Regions from separate parts of the Homo sapiens genome. Here region 2 is linked to region 1. The links are chromatin contacts, found by Hi-C or POLR2A ChIA-PET in ENCODE. All regions are on one chromosome and are shown on one strand. The core of a region is the stretch at or near the end of the contact, and the rest is flanking DNA. Distances in the headings are between cores, read along the strand shown. Region 1 overlaps CHST11 (carbohydrate sulfotransferase 11). Region 2 overlaps CHST11 (carbohydrate sulfotransferase 11).

Region 1 (5,328 bases), core at 2,339-4,838:
TTCCCCTAAGCCCTATCTCAAAGTCTATTCCAGTCCTTATTGTCACTTGTGTGAAATTCTCCTTTCTCTGCTCTTTCTTCTAAATTGCATCTAGCGGTTGGGGTGGGGGGGCGGTCTGCCTACAAAATGAAAGCCACTCATAATGGAAATAATTTTAGACTCACACAGGAGTTACTGTGACTCAACAGCTGAACAAAAACGCTTGGTTTCTCATGCTGGGAGATAGTCCTCCATCCCCACAGGTCCTGGCAGAGGAGCAACTTTGTGACTTTCACCTGAGGACCTGTGGGGTGTGCTCTCAGGGATTGTGAGGGTGGGTTCTGGAGGGATCTTCTCAACACAGACAGCCTTTTTCCTCTCTTTGCAGCAGAGGGACTCCTTTGAACCCATGAGTGTGGCCTTTATAACTCAATGCTCAGAATGTTTGAAAGAATAGGTCTTTAGAAAGTCGAAATTACCCTCTGTTCGGGAAATTACAAACACCTACAGGTACATACACCTCCCATGTTCCCCTAGTGTGAGTACGGCAGACATCACTAATGGATCCCAGCACCTTTCTCTGTGCTGAACCTGAATGGAACCTTAGAATCTTTTCCCCATAGTGCCTGAGCCTGAGAAAATATATACTTTTATAGTTATAGAAATTGAGACCCAGAGACTTAAGTATCTAGTGTAAGGCAGTCTTCTTGTAAGGTGAATGAATATAAATATATATACACACACATGTATATGTAAATTTTATGTTGGCAAGTTTTGCAAATTGTTCCTGATGGAACACCTCCCGCCCAATACATTTAAATCTGAGGTTCTTTATCAGGACCAATTTGCAAAACTTGTTGCTGTCTCTAAAGAATGGAGTACACTATCACACTGACAAAGTAGTGTATCCCTTACGCTTGCCAGTTTGAGCTGCAGGAATATTTGGGAAAATGAGCTGCATGTGTCAGATGGGCCACATCACCTGGAGCAGGCAGAATGCACCTGAGATGGAGGATGACTGACAAGTTGGAACATTTTTTGCTAGGCAAGGAGGTGCAGTTACAAAATATCTGCCTGCTTCAATCAGATCTGGCAGAAAATGCAATCCTTTCCTAGAGGGTAGAGAAACATTTGTTTGAAATGATTAGTTTCTTTTTGGGTAGAAAGGTGTTCCCTGGGTGGATGTTTTATGAGGCTTATGTCTGTCCCTCTCTCCCTGCCTCTTCCTTTATTTCCTTTTGTCCTTTAAGATCCAGCTCCCTTCTCCAGGAATCTTCCCCTCTGCTGCCTGCCCAAAGTACCTCTAGTTCCATTCCTGTTGAAACACTTAATTCTGTCCCCAGTGAGAGCCTCACAGCTCCACCTAGCATGAGCTCTCCTGTGAATTTTTTCCTGTGTACCTGACAATGTTGAGCAAGGATCCAGGGTCACACAGCCCATGAGCTGTGTGCAAAGTTTAGAGGTTGCCATGGTCTGAATGTTTGTGTACCCCCCACAAATTCAAGTGTTGAAACCTAATCCCTAATGCAATAGTATTGGGAGGTGATTAGGTCTTGAGGGCTCTGCCTTCATGAATGGAATTAGTGCCCTTATAAAAGAGGCCTGAGGGAGCCTCTTCACCCCTCTGCCATGTGAAGACACAGAAGGCATCACTGTTTGGTGCCTTGCCAGACACCGAATCTGCTATTGCTTTGATCTTGGACTTCCCAGCCTCCAGAACTGTGAGCAATACATTGATAAATTCCTTAGTCTAGGATATTTTGTTATAGCAGCAGGAGTAGACTAAGACAGAGATACCAAGTTTGTCTGTGGATTTGTGGCTTCCCAGGGCAGGTGAGCCTGGAGGAAGGACTCGTATGTGTGTTGTTTTTCTATGCCAGGAGTCAGAGGTTGGGCTGGGTCCCATGATCAGGGCTGCTGTTTAGGGCCGGGGTCTTCCTGTCTTCTGGCCTTGTGAATGGCCTGGTGCTTTGCCTGGCGAGAGGAGTCAGACTTTCCTCTCTTGCTGCAGTGTGTTGTTGCTGCTCTGCTGTCTAGCAGCTACCGTTGCCATGGAGCAGCAAGAGGTACTGTGCCAGTGGCCCCCCTCCCACTGTCCTTGCAACAGCTCCTCTGTCTGCCTCCTTAGCCCTCAGCCCTGCCATGGGATGGGAACAGAGGAGACTGCAGCAGCAAGTGTGGCTGATTTTAATTGATTTCTGCTTGGTACACATTTACTGATGAGCTGTAGGTCAGCAACTTCCAACAGAGCTGAGATGGGAAGAGAATGGCTGGCTGCCTAGTTGCTTCCTGGGACTTTGAATGGCATCTTGGCATTTTACAAATGTGATCATGGGAGCTGCTGATGGGACCTCCCCTAGAGATACAATGACAGCGGCACCTGTCATCTCTACTATTATCTATAATGTGGCTTGTATTTATCAACTCACTTAAACCTGCAGGCAGTATTATCTCCATTTTACAGATAAGGAAACTAAAGCTCAGAGAGGTTAAGTAACTTGACCAAATTAACACAGTGAAAAAGGGGCAGAGCTGGGATCCAATCCCAGGCAATATGGCTTTATAGTTCATGTTCTTAACCACTATTTTATACTGCCTCTGTATTTCTAAACTAAAAGTTGAAACCTACCATTGGAGATCTTTAAAAATAAAAGTAGGTCATTAGCTCTTTAAGACAGTCTATGTATGTAGCGACATTTATTAAATACTGACTGAATAAAGTACCTAAGAGTATGCCAGGTACTCTTCTAGTTGCTCTCATGTATTAGCTCATTAATCCCCACAACACTCCTGAGAGGTAAGTATTATTATTTTCATCCCCATTTTGCAGAGGAGAAAACTGAGGCATGGAGAGGGTTAGTATCCACGGTCACAGAGCCAGGATGTGACAGGACTGGAACCCAATTGTCTGGCTCTAGATTCTAAATAAAAGTGAAACTACTAGCTTATGAAACAAAATTTGACAAACCTCTCAACTTGGTTATTCTGACGGAAGAAATTCTAGGAATAGAGAACCCTCCTGGAGTTACCGTCTTAGTTACTAGAGCTCAGTTTGTGAGACTCCATAGCTTTTCAGAATATTTTATATTCTGAATAAAAAAATGCACACAACAAAAACAACCAGATACATTTGTTCAAAGGAACGATCCTCAGGATTTGTGGACAGTTCACTTCGAGACCAGTGTCTCTTACAATCTCAGTTTTCTGTCCTGAGCAGTTACCTTCAAAACTTAGGGGAAGAGCTCAGAGGATGTCTGAGTCCATTTTGCATCTTCATCACACAGAGCTCTGTGGCTGAGTGCATCATAGCTCTTAGGTACAGCAGACCTATTGGATTGATCAGCAGCAGAACTGTTATGCCTGGGGTAAGAACATAATGAAGTGGGGGAGATTCCAAGCTAGGAATTTGGGGCCCAGATTCTAGGGGATGCCTCCAGGGTTTTCAGGCTGCACCTTCTCCATTGATCTGCCCAGTTTATGGAGCCACAGGGGAATAAGTCCTGCTATTGAAGGTGATGTTGGTGCAGGTGGTATTGGGGTGGCACCATTGACCATGCTGCACTGGGAGTCCCCAACCCTGGGCTTTCCCTTTTGAGGTTCAGTGTAGGCTCTTGATTCTGCTTCATAATCTTACTTTACAGTTGGAGGAAGAGGACGGGTTGCGAAAGGAACTTCCTTTGCATGCGGTCAGAGTGCTGGGCCATCTGAACAGCCCCCTCCACGGTCTGCAACATTTCTACATTCTGATAGAAACAGTTAGTGGTCTTGACGTGTCTGACAACCTACAAAACCAACATATCCTGGGGTTTGATCTCTCTGGTGGTGTCAGAGGAGTCCAAAGTGAGCATCTGTAAGCTCGGCTGTGATCCAGCCTATTTGGGAGGATCTGTATTAAACCAGTGACTGCCCTCCCCACCCCACCTCTACTCCTAAAGGGTTCTGTTTCACAAGAGCCAGGCTCAGGTACCTGTTTTTCTCCACCCACACCTTGTTTATTCCTCTTTTCCTCACTGTCTTCGTTGTTGTTCTTGTTGTATATGAGAAAATCGACTCATTTTTAACATTTCGCAAGCCTCCCCCTCCCACTAGTAGGTGTGTGAGCAGCTGCAGATTTTACCGTCTGTAAACCTTCCACACTCCAGCAGATCCTCTTTCCACCTTTCAGCACTGTGCAGCCCACCCAAGCCACGTGCCTTCTTGGTGTCCCATCTATGCCTCTCTCTGAAATCAGGAACCAAGCTCACTGGGGATGAGCATGGCAGGACCTCAGGAAGAAGCCTACTCCTTTCCTTCCTGCAAGAAAATGTGCCAGGCATTTAGTATTAGGGATACAGAAGTGGATACACAAGATTCTTGCCTTCAAGCAACTCGGGAATTTAGAAGGAATAGCAACAGTATTAACAATTGCTACCATTTATTCAGTTTCAGTATATGTAAGCCACTGCACTTTTTTTTTTTTTTTGAGACTGAGTCTCGCTCTGTCACCCAGGCTAGAGTGCAGTGGCGTGATCTCTGCTCACTGCAGTCTCTCCCTCCCAAGTGCAAGTGAATCTCCTGCCTCAGCCTCCTGAGTAGCTGGGATTACAGGCGCCTGTCACCACACCCGGCTATTTTTTGTATTTTTAGTAGAGACGGAGTTTCGCCATGTTGACCAGGCTGGTCTCGAACTCCTGACTGCTGGTGATCCACCCACCTTGGCCTCCCAAAGTGCTGGAATTACAGGCGTGAGCCACCTCACCCAGCGCACTGTGCTTTTCCTGAATGATATCATCTAATAATTCTCAAAACCAGCCTGGAACGTAGGAATTCTTGTTTTCATCTTGGAGATGAGAAAATGGCAGAGAGGATAAGTTAATCAGCTGAGGTCACATAGCTAGCAGGTGGTGGACTCAGTAGTTTGTCTTTGGAGGACAGACAATTTTTTTTTTTTTTTTGAGATGGAGTTTTGCTCTTATTGCCCAGGCTGGAGTGCAATGGCCCGATCTCAGCTTACTGCAACCTCTGCCTCCTGGGTTCAAGCGATTCTCCCACTTCAGCCTCCCAAGTAGCCGGGATTACTGGCATGTGCCACCATGCCTGGCTAATTTTGTATTTTTAGTAGAGATGGGGTTTCCCCCTGTTGGTCAGGCTGGTCTTGATCTCCTGACCTCAGGTGATCCGCCCGCTTCGGCCTCCCAAAGTGCTGGGATTACAGGTCTGAGTCCTGCACCCGGCGACAGACAATATTATTAAGAACAATGTTGACTGAACGCCTCCAGCGTCCCACTTGTCAGTGCTTGTAGACACAGGCTTTCAGTCTCCTGAAGTGCTGTGGACACTTTGATCAGAGAGGGTCATGGCTTGTGAGGA
Region 2 (5,684 bases), core at 1,142-3,641, 91 kb before region 1:
TAGAATTATAATTATAAAAATTATAATAAACACATGCAAAAACAATATTACATATATGTTATATGTAATAGCATATGTTACACATATATGTAATATATGTAATATGTACACATGTAGTATATACACATATGTGAATAATATATACATATGTTATACACACATATAATATATACACATATATGTAAGATATGTAATATATGTGTGTATATATATTTACAAAGATGAAATCGTCAGGCTTACAGTGTATTTTGCTTTTTCCATGTAGCACCGAATCATGGGCATTTTCTCATGTCATTCAGTTTTCTCTGACAACACTGTAATATTCCATCAGATGGATGTATTTTCATTTTGCCATTCTCCTTTGTTGAATATTTTTGAGAAAGATTTTCCCTTTTAAAAAAATGCCGTTTTTTTTGTAAACTAAACTTTTGTCTGAGTTTCTTAATGTCCCTTTCAGATAAAATTTCAGAGGGGCAATTCAGAGGTTATAAACCTTTGAAGGCTCTTGATAAGTGTAACCAAATTATTTTCTAGAAGATTGTATCTATTGATGCTCCAACCAGCAGTGTGTGAATATGTCCATCTTACTATATCCCAGCTCCTTTGATTAAGCTGTCATCCAGATTCCTGATGGAGCCTTCCTCTATCTCAACATTCATGCTTGCATTGAGTTTTTGGTCCATACTAGATTATAGGCTTCTGGAGGCCACAAACTGTGTCCCCAGTCCCTGGCGTATGACAGACTTGTAATAAAATAAATGTTTGTTGCATACATGCTTGCATGTCTGAATGAATGAGCCAAGGAAGGTAAGGAGAGGTTTCACTTGATCTGGGAAGAGAACAGAACTTTCTTCAGATGTCACAAAGTATCTTATTAATGGGCTTCCAGGGATAGGGGGATTCATGAATGGACAAGTAGCTTGCTGTAAAGCCACCTCCATACCCTCAGTGCCTGTCCAAGAGTCCTATAATAGATCATCCTTAGGATTCAAATTCAATGAAAAGATACATTTTCACTGCTACTCACTAGGTACCCATTACAGGTGTTAAATCATTTAGTCTTCTCCACAGCCTGGCGAGGAGAACTGGCCTCATCCTCATTTTTAGGTGGGACTCAGAGAAGTTTTGTAATTAACTTAAAGTAACCCAGCTAGTAGTTGGTGGAGCTCGGATGCCCTGGCTCATCTGACTCAAAGTGCTCTAATAAGAACTTCTCTCTGCAAAGCGTGGGCTGGCATCTGCGAGAAAAATTTCTTTTTGTGATTTAGGAGGAAAAACATATGGAGAAACCCTATTGTCTGAATGCTGCGTCTCTCCCTAATTCATGTGTTGAAACCTAATCCCCAATATGAGGCTCTTAGAAGGTGGTGGTCTTTGGGACGTGATTAGGTCATGAGGGAGCCCTCATGAATGGGATTAGTGCCCTTATAAAAGAGACCCCAGAGAGACCCTCACCTCTTGTGCCATGGGAGGACACAGTGAGAACCAGGAAGTGGGACCTTTCCAGACACCAAATCTGCCAGTGCCTCGATCTTGGACTTTCCAGCCTCCAGAACTGTTTGAGCAATAAATTTCTGTAGTTTACAAGCCACCTAGTGCAGGATATTTTGATATAGCAGTCCAAATGGACTAAGACAAGGAACGATCCTTGAGCTGAAAGGAAAATGAACAATTGCTCTGCAGTTGGAAAGACACAATGATAGCTCTAGGAGGCATTGTGCACTCAATTGTCCTCAACTGATTGGAGAAAGGAATTCAGTTATGAGGAAGTTCATTTAGTGAGAAGGTCTAAGAGCTCTTCACATGTCTCCTATGACTCTAAGAAGGGTGATGGCTGGCAGCACCCTGAGAATGAAGCCTCTCCAGGGAGCTGTGTGTTGATGGGGCTCTCAAGTTTGGGAAGCAACCCCCCTAACAGGAAGTGGGGGTGGGAGACAGGGAGAGAAAAACCAAAGCAAACCCATAACTCAAACTGTATCTTTCTTCTTGCAAAAGTGAAAGACATTGCTGATCGTTACACACACACACACAAACACACACGGCAGATGGAGCTTCCTGTGTAGTATTTCTGTTACTTATATCTCCAGAAGGAAGGCCTGGGTATATTTTAATTTTATTATTTTCTTTTCTTAAACATTAAAAAAATGATTTCCACTAGCCCATACCAGAGACCCCAAAATACACTGTAAGTAAAAATGTGATGTTTGCCACGTGAATGCAGTGCCAGCACCTCTCTTCCACCAGGTCCACGTCCCTAAGCCTTTTTATATCTGAATTCTGGAGTCTCCACTGACCCCTTCCCCATAGTCTCTTTTATGTACACCCTGACTTCCCAGCAGCAGAGTGCCGAGATGGAAGCGGATGAGGGGAAGTGAGAATAAGTCTAAAATAGCTGTCTATTAGGTTTCCTGTTAAGTAGGATGTGGTCAGTTAGCTTCGGTTATCTGTAAGTCTAGTTCAGGCTGTTCCTGTTAACAGCTGAGTATTCACGGGGCCCCAGAGCATGGAGGTGCTTGCCTGGGAAGGAAAGCAATTATCAGAAATGTTGGGGCCCAGTCACTACCTTGAGGAAAACCGGTGGGATTTAGCCTTTTGGGAAATAAAGGTGGTGTTCCCTGTGGCCATCAGCAGCAGTGGCAGGCAATTTCAAGAGCTTCAGGAGGTGACTGGAACCATCTAGTCTCTGGTCATTTGGGGGATGAGATGACATGGTTTGGTTCTTAACACATAGTGGGAGAGGCAGTGAACTGGTGCCTTCATTCTAGGGGGTTATTGAAAAGGAGGTTTTTAAAACTGGAAATGACAACATGGAAGGAGCCTTTAAACAGTGCATGTCCAAGGCATGTCCAAGGAAAAGCCGTTTTCAAAAGAGTCACCTGTCTTTACTTGGCATTTCCAAACTTGCCTCAGATATCTTTCTGAGGGACTCTTAACGTATTGGTAGAAATTGGATGCAACTCCTTCCTTTCCCAACCCAACTCAAATTGGTTTAAGCAAAAAAAAAGGGCCCCCCCTTTTTTTTGGCTCAGGGAACTGAGCCAAACTCAGTGTGGCAGAGACCAAGCACCCTAGCATGTGATTGTTCATGCTGTGTCTGTCTCCTCATGGTGGCAAGATGGCTGCCTGCGGTTCCAGCCTCCATCCTAGCCTTTCAGCAGTCCCAGTAGAAAGAGAGAGTACTTCTTTTTTCCAGCAGTTTCCACAAAAGTTCTGGAATGTAAAGTTCTTAAGGGCAGGGATTTTTATATTTTGTTTACTGTCATCCCCAGCTCCTAGAACGGTGCCTGTCCTACAGCAAGTGTTCAGTAAAAATCTGTTGAGTGAGCAAATCTCATTGGTGTGGCCGGGATCACATGCCCAGTTTGAGAGTAAGGTTGGGAGTGAGAGAAAGAAAACTGGAGATGCTCTTATCCAAGACAGGCATCAGATCTTGTTTTTCTGATGAATAACAACCAAGAGAGGCAAGAGGTAAAAAATATATAATTAGATTTTAAAAAGTCTTGCACTCTTAGGTAGTAGGTAGTATGCTAGGAAGTTTTTTGCCACTAGGAAAACCTATTTGGACTGAAAATGGCCGCATGAACTTTTGATTCTGTTTACCTCCTGTTGCTAGAAGACAAATGTGTTCCTATGGCTTGAAGAAGCCACAGGACATATTTTTCTCATGTATGCATGCCACTTGTTGAAGATGGCTCACCACCATGTCTGCCTTCCTGCCAGTGGGAAGAGGGAGAGAGGTCCAGCGGAGGGCATTCCCCTTGGATCCATCACTTTTGCTTAAATCTCACTTAGCTCCAGCCATTTATGTCTGTGGGGGAGGCTGGGAAAGGTAGTCTTCATTCCGTGTGGTCATGTGCTAAACTTGTGTTTTCTTTATTCTAAAGGAAGACAGAGAATGGATATTGGGGGTCAACCAGGAGTTCTGCTGCAAAAGGTTCTATACTTTAGTTGGTCAGTGCTCTGAGCCCCTGTTGAATTCAGGCCTATCTTTCATAAACATCTGCTTAGTCAGTGCACTGAGTTGATAGTGTCCCCGCCCCCCCCTCCAAATTCATGTTCTTCCTGGAACCTCAGAATGTGACTTGACTTGGAAATAGGGGCATTGCAAATATAGTTAGTTAAGATGAAGTCAACCAGGTGCAGTGGCTCCCACCTGTAATCCCAGCACTTTGGGAGGCTGAGGTGGGTGGATCACGAGGTCAGGAGTTTGAGACCAGCCTGGCCAAGATGGTGAAACCCCGTCTCTACTAAAAAATACAAAAAATTAGCTGGGCATGGTGGCGGGTGCCTGTAATCCCAGCTACTCAGGAGGCTGAGGCAGGAGAATTGCTTAAACCTGGGAGGCGGAGGTTGCAGTGAGCTGAGATCGTGCCACTGCACCCCAGCCTGGGCTACAGAGCAAGATTCCATCTCAAAAAAAAAAAAAAAAAAAAGATGAAGTCATATTAGAGGACAGTGTGCCCTTAATCCAATATGACTAGCGTCCTTATTATAAGAGGAGAAGAGACACAGAAACACACATAAGACCGTGTGATAATGGAGGCAGAGACTGGATTGATGCTGCCATGAGCCAAGGAATGCCAGGAGCCACCAGAAGCTGGAAGAAACAAGAAAGGATCCTTCTCTAGAGGCCTCAGAGAGGGCATGGATGGGCCTGCCAACATCTTGATTTTGGACTTGTGGTCTCCAGAACCATGAAGGAATACATTTCTATTGTATTAAGCCACCAAGTTTGTGGCACTTTGTTATAGCAGTCCTGGGAAAATACTGCAGTCTGAAGGAACACATTTCTTGCCTTGACCCAGTAGGGATTCTTTCCAGTTGGAGTCAGGGGATGTGGCTTCTTAGCTTCACCCCTGTGCCGGGATGTGACTCAGCAGAGGTCACTTAACCTCTCTGTGCCGTACTTTCCAGCTATGAAATGGGAAGAGAGCTGCCTTTCTGCTCTGCTGTAACACTGCAAAGGTACAGCCTTTCATGACTTCTCATTGCACCCAGAAGAGAAACCCAAATCCTTAGCCTGACTTCAAGGTCCCGCCTCACTGAGGCCTGCCTGGTCCCACTTCCTTGTTCCCCTGCCCAGCTGGACTTGCGCCACTCTGCCTTCTTTCAGTGCCTTATGAGCACCACACTCTTGCCACGTCACGAATTTTGCACTTGCCGTTCCCTGTGCTTGGCGTGCTTTTCCTTCAGGTCCCGTTTAATGTTGCTTCCTCGTATTGGCCTTCCCAGTTGGGTGCGCTGGAATAAGTTATCACTTAAAAAAAGTAATCTACTGTCATACTTTACAATTTTTAGAATTTGGCCCAGCTTTTTAAGCCACTGAAAGAAATGGTTTCAAAAACCAAACCTGGGTGCAGTCACCTGAGCCCACTGTTCCAGCTGGTGGCTTCCTTCTGTAGGGAGCGGTCATGGATTCTCTCACGCGTCGATGGGGGGCAACGATATCAGATATGGCAAAGATTGGCTAAGAAAGGGAAGGCATTTTTGGAGAGGGCTTTGGGGTTTCTGATACCTAAATGTCTCATCCAAGTGAACAGAGTATTTACTCGTCTATGACTTGAAAAAAGAATATCTTTTTGATGTTATTGTAAATAGGACTGTTTCCTTCCTTCTTTCCTTCCTTCCTTCCTTCCTTCCTCTCTCCCTCCCTCCGTCCCTCTTTTCCTTCCTTTCTCTTGCAT

Evidence for each region. Hi-C counts contacts between places; a loop is a spot of excess contacts on that map. ChIA-PET counts read pairs that join two places held with the same protein, here RNA polymerase II (POLR2A). Pooled maps may share reads with other maps.
Region 2: a loop to region 1 is called in a map of GM12878, with 2.5 times the contacts of the local background. The contact joins two enhancer-like sites. A Hi-C loop is called at or near these places in 2 of 168 maps with a recorded cell type or tissue (both GM12878), 15 of 37 single-sample maps with no recorded cell type and 13 of 50 pooled maps. POLR2A ChIA-PET finds 5 or more read pairs at or near these places in 15 of 52 experiments (CD4-positive, alpha-beta T cell, CD4-positive, alpha-beta memory T cell, CD8-positive, alpha-beta memory T cell and 12 more).

What each region holds. Positions count from the first base shown.
Region 1 is chr12:104,566,268-104,571,595 of GRCh38, forward strand. All of the region lies in intron 1 of CHST11 (carbohydrate sulfotransferase 11), which reads left to right. Among named protein-coding and RNA genes, the nearest start is that of MIR3922, 23 kb to the right of the region's middle. RefSeq lists an enhancer at 3,703-3,792. Within about 2 kb of position 3,589, at least 10 of the 41 ENCODE cell types and tissues checked have a DNase peak (open chromatin) inside an H3K27ac peak, as active enhancers do; they include CD4-positive, alpha-beta T cell, GM12878 and OCI-LY7, where a contact is called at or near this core.
Region 2 is chr12:104,476,165-104,481,848 of GRCh38, forward strand. The region is part of intron 1 of CHST11 (carbohydrate sulfotransferase 11); the gene reads left to right. Among named protein-coding and RNA genes, the nearest start is that of CHST11, 22 kb to the left of the region's middle. RefSeq lists an enhancer at 2,557-2,606. Within about 2 kb of position 2,392, at least 10 of the 41 ENCODE cell types and tissues checked have a DNase peak (open chromatin) inside an H3K27ac peak, as active enhancers do; they include CD4-positive, alpha-beta T cell, GM12878 and OCI-LY7, where a contact is called at or near this core.